Linked DNA regions of Homo sapiens: all the other regions are linked to region 1. The links are chromatin loops, found by intact Hi-C in ENCODE. Cell type or tissue: endothelial cell of umbilical vein. All regions are shown on one strand.

Evidence for each region. Peaks named below come from ENCODE experiments on the same cell type or tissue, not always from the same donor. Only the 100,000 strongest peaks of a DNase experiment are listed, where the experiment ranks them.
Region 2: a loop joins it to region 1, with 4 times the contacts of the local background. A loop is called at or near these places in 2 of 110 quality-filtered maps.
Region 3: a loop joins it to region 1, with 9 times the contacts of the local background. A loop is called at or near these places in 10 of 110 quality-filtered maps.

Annotation. Positions count from the first base shown.
Region 1 is chrX:118,729,567-118,732,066 of GRCh38, forward strand. All of the region lies in intron 1 of IL13RA1 (interleukin 13 receptor subunit alpha 1), which reads left to right. Among named protein-coding and RNA genes, the nearest start is that of IL13RA1, 3.2 kb to the left of the region's middle. In endothelial cell of umbilical vein, no CTCF peak of the experiment used is centred here; a DNase peak (open chromatin) is centred at 1,275; H3K27ac peaks cover 1,978 bases.
Region 2 is chrX:118,801,860-118,804,359 of GRCh38, forward strand. It overlaps a transcript of IL13RA1 not described here. Among named protein-coding and RNA genes, the nearest start is that of ZCCHC12, 21 kb to the right of the region's middle. In endothelial cell of umbilical vein, no CTCF peak of the experiment used is centred here; a DNase peak (open chromatin) is centred at 1,182.
Region 3 is chrX:118,642,988-118,645,487 of GRCh38, forward strand. It overlaps DOCK11 (dedicator of cytokinesis 11), which reads left to right. Exons shown (of 53, transcript NM_144658.4): 40 at 470-607. Among named protein-coding and RNA genes, the nearest start is that of IL13RA1, 83 kb to the right of the region's middle. In endothelial cell of umbilical vein, a CTCF peak has its summit at 1,550 (motif pointing right); a DNase peak (open chromatin) is centred at 1,604.

The sequences.
Region 1 (2,500 bases):
GTGTTTATAAAAGTGATTAGATTACTAGCTTAGTTTAACCTGTCCCACTCAATGGCCCACATTGTGGCATGTCTTAATTATAACTAGCATGTATATAGCATTTATGCCCAGCAGTTTTCTAGCTGCTTTACTTGTACTATTTCATTTAATCTTTACCAATAATATAACTTGTAGGTGCTGTTATTAGTCCCATTTTGTACACGAAAAAGTTGAGGCACAGTGCGACCAAGACCCTTGCCCAAATTCGCATACCTGGCAAAGTGGAAGAGCTAGGTTTCCAACCCTGGCAGCCTGATTCCAGAGGCCATGCCCTTAACCACTGTACTCATTGCTTCTGCCCAGCAGAAAAGACGAGAGTCCTTAGCTGGACACCTCCCAGGGTAGCAGGGCAGGACGGCTTGGGACCCACGAAAGTATGTGCAAGCCATTTGTTAAGAAGCTAATGATACTATATTAGGCCGGGTGCAGTGGCTCATGCCTGTAATCCCAGCACTTTAGGAGACTGAGGCAGATGGATCACTTGAGGCCAGGAGTTTGAGCCTGGCCAACATGGCAAAACCCCGTCTACTAAAAATACAAAAATTAGCCGAGTGTGGGATTACATGCCTGTAATCCCAGCTACTCAGGAAGCTGAGGCATGAGACTCATTTGATCCTGGGAGGCAGAGGTTGCAGTGAGGGAAGATCAGGCCACTGCACTTCAGCCTGGGCGACAGAGCAAGACTGTCTCAAAACAAAAAAAGAAGCGAATGATACTACATTGGAGACTGGCTTTATAGTGGCTGGGCTGTGTGGTCCAAACAACTAGTACTATAGGCATTCAAAAGAGAAAAAGCTGACGGTTGGTAGTGTTATGGAAGAGGTAAAACTTGAGCTAGATCTTCTGGATGACTGGGATTTGAGTAGGTGGAGAATTTATTCCAGGTGGGGGCAATAGCAGGAGCAGAGACCCAGAAATGAGGGCAAGAGTGCTCCTTTGTGGTCAAGAAGGAACCTGGCTTGGCAGGAGAGTGCATTGGTAAAGTCAATCCAGGCAGAATAGCTTGATTTGCCCTTGAAAGCTCTGAGTCCGGCACAGCATGGGAAAAATAACACAGAAGGAGGAAGCAAGCAGGGAGACTTCACTGGGTAGGGGAGCCCCTGGAGTGTGAAGCTACATAAGAATCTATGGTTGCAGGTCTCCACTAGAAAAATGTGCTGCGAACCCTTCCTGTCCAGGACCATGACTTACTGGTATCTTCCCACCTGGTGGGGCACAACAGAGCATATTTGCATGATTGGGGTAACTAAGAAAGATGTTGGAAGAAAAAAACGAACAGGAGTTGATGCCTGAGTGGATGTAAGGGAAGGGACAGATGACTCATATATGACTCTTGTGATTTCCTTAACTTTTCCCAAAATGTGCATGCCTCTGCTAGCTGCTGTGATTGGACAGGCGAGAGCAAAAGCTATAAGCTAAGCAAAATGCCTTCTTATGAAATAGTAGATTGTGTTAACTCTTAATTTAAATAGGATGTTGTGCTAGATGACTGTACAGACTTGGGATTTGAGGTTTAGATACAGACATACTTGGGTCCCTTCCTACTCCCTTTTCTGAAGTCAGTGGTGCAATCCCCAAGACATGGTTGAAATTAGGTGCCTAAGGGAAGCTTATCAGGTAGAAGGGATACTTGTTCTGTCTCAAAGGCCAGGGACACATATCAATTCAACAGAAAACCAAAGCAACCCTGGCCAGGCACAGTGGTTCACACCTGTAATCCCAGCACTTTGGGAGGCCGAGGTGGGTGGATCACTTGAGGTCAGGAGTTCGAGACCAGCCTGGCCAACATGGCGAAACCCAGTCTCTACTAAAAATACAAAAATTAGCCAGGCGTGGCAGTGCACACCTGTAATCCCAACTACTCGGAAGGCTGAGGCAGGAGAATCGCTTGAACCCAGGAGGCAGAGTTTGCAGTGAGCTAAGATCACACCAGCGCACTCCAGCCTGGGTAACAGAGCGAGACTCCGTCTCCAAAAAAAAAAAAAAAAAGCAACTCTTTAGAATTGTTTTGTCTTAAAGAAATAAAGCAGATAGCTAACACATAGCACTTGCTGCCTGTGGGCACTATTCTAAGCACATTGCTTGTATTAACTCATTTAATCCTCATAATAACCCTTTGCAAGAGGTTACTATTATTATCCTCATATTAGAGATGAGAAAACTGAGAAATAGAGAGGTTAAGTAATTTGCCTGCTGGCAAGTAGTAGAGGTGGGATATAAACTCAGGCAGTCAGGCTCCAGAGTCTGTGCTCTTAAACACTACACTATGTTGAAGTTATACACGAAGAGCTGTTAGAGACCTTTACAAGTAGTATAATCATCACTTAATCATATATATGTCTAGGCATGTTGTATACACACACAGTTCACATGTATTTGTATATATTTAAACATTTGGAGATTAAAGTTTCAGTGCCTGTGTTTTTTTCAATTTTTTATTATAAAATACACATAAAATTTA
Region 2 (2,500 bases), 72 kb after region 1:
TTATACTGTTTTTAGAAAAAAATTCTATGGTATAAATCCAGTTAGCAACATTAATTCTTATTTATGCTTCTACAAACACTTAAAAGTATTTTTTTTCTTTTTTCTTTTCTTTTTTCCACTCTCCCCTCATCCCTGGGGTAGATGAGAACTGGAAAAATAATGCTGGGTATCCACTCCCTGACAGTGAAATAGGTAGTTTGGAGCCCCAATTAATTACTTTGTTAGGATGAGAGTGCAGATCAAACCTTTAACATGTGAGGGTTGCCGTACACTCTGCCTGCTATGCAGCCCCAAATAAGGCTGGCCAGTACCTAGGAGCACTGAGGAGGCTAATGGACAATTAACAAACATCGAGTCCAGAGGAGGCCTGGATTCTCTGTAAGCTTTGCAGCCAAAGGTGGCCCTGCCTGCCCACTTAGGGCCCCATGAAGACTAGAACTAGAATTACAGAAAAAGAATGTCTGCAAGTCAAGAACAATCTGGCTTTACTACTTTATTTTCATTCCTTCATCTGTTCAGTTGGGGGGCGATGTTAAAGCTATGTGACATGGGCACCAACCAGTCAGGTCAGATGCTGGCTATAATTACTTGGTAGGTTATGTATCAACCCTGGATTCAACAGATATTTATTGAGTGTCTACCATGTGCCAGCACTGTGCTAGCTAGGTACTGTATGATGCAGGGCAAGTTTCTTTCTTTCTCTGAGCTTCAGTTTGCTCACTTGTGAAAAAAAAGGAGTAAGTGATCTACAAGGGCTCCTTTAGGTCTAACATTCGCAATCAATAAAATAGTAACTTTTGATTGTTTTGGGAAAATAATGGAAACAGCTATAGAAAACAAGCAGCTGACCTAAGACTTGTAGATTTGAAAATGGGGGAAAAAACAGAAAATTATTCTGAGTTATTGTTTGACTTGAGATTTGGATTAAGAATCAGTTCTACATGTCTTATTTTCATGATGTTTCCAAAGGGAGACAAAGATAGCTCTAATCAAAGGGTGAGTTTGTTTTACAGCCTTGAACATTCAAGCTCCACCCCACTATCCCCCACCAACATGCATATACAAGACACCTTCCCCCTAAGGAGGCTACTACTTTCTTTTAGCATCCTCTCTCCAGCTGCTACACTTCAAACCCTTTCGTTCAGTGGTTGGCAATAGCTTGTCCACTCTGGCAAGAGTCCATGTTCCAAGCCTTTCTTAACTTCCTCTTTTCAGACTTGTCCTGCCTCATTTCCTGTTCCTTGTGGCCTCTGCCTCATAAGATGTTTGATCAATTCATCTTTGCTAATGTAGCCAAGGAGGGCTAAGAAGTTTGTGGGTTACCATTTCTGGATAAAATTCATATTACAAGGAGCCTCCCCAAACCATGCTACCACTTTTATGGTGGATTAAAAAAATATTATGGGAAAGTTCAAACATATATAGAAGTAAGGAGACTGTTACAGTGAATGGTCATATACCCATCAACTAGCTTCAACAATTATCAAAATGGTCAATCTTATTTCATTTATACTGCCACCCATTTCCTACTTCCTACATGACGAATTATTTTTAAGCAAGTCCCAGACATCACATCATTTCATCTGTAAATACTTTAGTATATATCTCTACAAACTAAGGACCCTTTTTGTTTTAAAAAACTGCAATACCATTATCACACTTTAAAACTAAACAATAATTGCTTAATATTCTCAATTATCTAGTCAGTGTTTACATTTCCCCAATTGTCTCATAAGTCTTTTTTTCCTACAATTTGCTTGAATCAGGATCCAATAAGGCTCACGGTGATTTTTTAAATAATGATGCTTTGTAATATACAGGGGTGAGAATTTGGGAACAAATGATTGTTTGGCCTTTAAAATCGTACTACATTGGCATTTAGGAATGAATACAGCCCTGCTGCCACAAAGTAGCTCTTTTTCCCTTCCAGATTGCTTTGACTAAAAATTTGTTTAGCATCCCATTGGATTCTGGAAATTCTTCTTGTTTTCTCTTTTCCTTCCTTCCTTCCTTCCTTCCTTCCTTCCTTCCTTCCTTCCTTCCTTCCTTCCTTCCTTCCTTCCTCTCTCTCTTTTTTTTCTTTTTTCTTTCTTTCTTTCTTTCTTTTTTTTTTTTTGACAGAGTTTTGCTCTTGTTGCCCAGGCTGGAGTGCAATGGTGCGATCTCGGCTCGCTGCAACCTCTGCCTCCTGGGTTCAAGTGATTCTCCTGCCTCAACCTCTCAAGTAGCTGGGATTACAGGCGCCCGCCACCACGCCTGGCTAATTTTTGTATTTTTAGTAGAGACGGGGTTTCACCGCGTTAGCCAGGCTGGTCTCGAACTCCTGACCTCAAGTGATCCACTTGCATCAGCCTCCCAAAGTGCTGGGATTACAGGCGTCAGCCACAGTGCCCAACAAATTCTGGAAATTCTTTATAAGCGTAGTCAGACATCTGTGAAGGAAGTGAAAACTGAAGTTTGGCCTTGAAGCTTAGAAGTTCTCACACAACCAAGACATAGT
Region 3 (2,500 bases), 87 kb before region 1:
CACAAATGGCTAACCATATACTAAACATACTTTTAAAGTAAATTAGATCATAATCTAATAAAATAGAACTGGTATTTTCCTTCATTCATACATTACAATATTTAGTCTCTCAGAAATACAAAGGCTGATTTGCTTGTATTCATTATTAATTTATTGATTTCTTAATTGAGAAGCAATATGGTATAGGTTAATAGAAAATACTCTTCCCATACTAGTCCTGTATATTGCTGTGTTGCATTGAAAAAAAATCTACCTGTTTAAAATGTTGGGATTAAATATTTTAGATATCATGTATGTAGTAGTTGTTTGAGATTTCCAAGTTGAAAGATGGCACAAATATTTTGAAATTATATGCAAGAGCCTTTTATTTTCCTGAAACTTCCAAACAGTGGTTTCATAAACAGGTATTGGTGAAATCAGTTCTGTCATTCTCAGTGGGGCATAAACCATATTTTTTAATGTTTTATAGACCCAACTTTTAAATAATGATGGCCATAACCCATTAATGAAAAAAGTGTTTGATATACATCTTGCTTTTCTTAAAAATGGACAATCTGAAGTGTCGCTGAAACATGTATTTGCCTCACTGAGAGCTTTCATCAGTAAGGTAAGGACAGAAGCTTGGGAGCAGCCGGTGGGCTCTCTTCATTGCAAAAAGGAAAGATGGGACAATGGGGGTCATTGTGGTGACATATACAATGCCAGCTCATGAAGCCATTAAGTACTGCCTTTGTAAATAGAAATACAGAACAACAAAGCACACACAGAGGGCCTACCATGAACCCCCTCAAATCAGAAGCTACTTTTTATTTCACCCCATCATACCTTCCCTTTTCCATTAAGCTCCTTTGAAGAATATCGTTTTAAAATTACCAAACCTGCCAGTTCTCTATTTTGCTTCTTTTTAAAAGTATTGTCATGTTGGAGGTATATAAGCCATGAGTGCACTCATGTCTAAACACTTTGAAAGGATCCAACTTTTGTAATCCCAGGGTCTTGTATAATATCTTGGAAATGGTAAGCACTCAGTACATGTTCAAATGGATGAATCCTGCCTTTCAATGCTAGCCATAACTGAGGGCCCTAAATGTGCAGTCCACTTACCTCAGCTAAACAATAACCTCAGACTTGGCTTTTAGGAAGAAATATGACTGAAACAGACAGCAAAGATTTATTTTCTGTGCTCAGGGGCTTTTTAAACTTAAGAATAAACATAATTAACCAAGATAGAGCCAAGGTTATGGAAAGGCACAGTCCAGATCTTCCACTGGTTTATGTAACTACAATAAGACAAAGAAATTCAGTTTCTTTATTTGTGTAATAGGCTAGCTAAGCTTTGAAAACTTTTTGCCATCCTCATTATTTAGATAGCAGCCAATTGTGTTTAATAGATACAGAAATTAGATGAATTTGAAGCTTTTTATTGCCATTCTTTAATATAATTTATGAATTAATCTATGGGAAGCCAAGTTCAACACAAGCATGTTACAAAAACTAAGGGAAAGAGATTCAGAACTAATTCATTTAACAAAAACTGTAGGTACTTACTGGATATAGTCCCTAAAGGCTTATTGTCCAGTAGAGGGAGGCACACACACATCAAGATACACATACACAGAAACAAATACCATCAGGATAAAATAAGTCTGTATAGACCTCTGGGGGTGAGCAGGAGAAGAACTCTAATTTAGCAAAAGTTTTTCTGCAGCAACGGAGCTAGGATTTAATATGGATTCACCAAGAGATGAAACTAAAGATGTAAATGGAGTACAGATCATGTGGACTCATCTTAAGAGTTGGATTTCATCTTTCAGGCATCAGGTAGTCATGGAAGGGTTTTAAGCAGGGAAGTAACACAATTATATTTGTATTAAGAGGGAATTGGTAAGGACTGGGGAAAATCTCTTTAAAAGTTGTGTTGAAGAAGGATTGGTGACAATGTCAAAGGCAGTAAAAAGACTAGTTGCAGTAAGCTAGATAAGAAATGAGGGCCTGAAGTAAGGCAGTGACAGTGGATATATGAAGGATCAAAGGCAGATGAGACATGTTGAAAAAGGATTTACAGGATTTGATCATCAGTCCACTGACAGTATGGTGGAGTGTGGTGGTTGATGTGAAATACAGGGGAAAGACTACATTTGCAGTAAAAGTTAATGAGTCCTGTTGAATTTGAGTGCCTTTGGGACATTAGGATATATGGATCTTTGCTCTGGAGAGGGATCAGATTGGAGAGCCAGAGTTGGAGTCATTCTCCATTCATCCATACTATATTTATTGAGGACCTTCTCTGTGTCAAGTGCTGTACTAGGTCCTGTAGATACAATGGAGATACAAAATAAATATACTCTTTGCCCTCATGAAGCGTTCAGTCTTAGTGGGGATAGGGGAGACAGAAAATAAATAATAAAAGAATTAGTAATCATGAGCCGGGCGCAGTGGTTCACGCCTATAATCCCAGCACTTTGGGAGGCCGAGGCGGGCAGATCACCTGAGGTCAGGA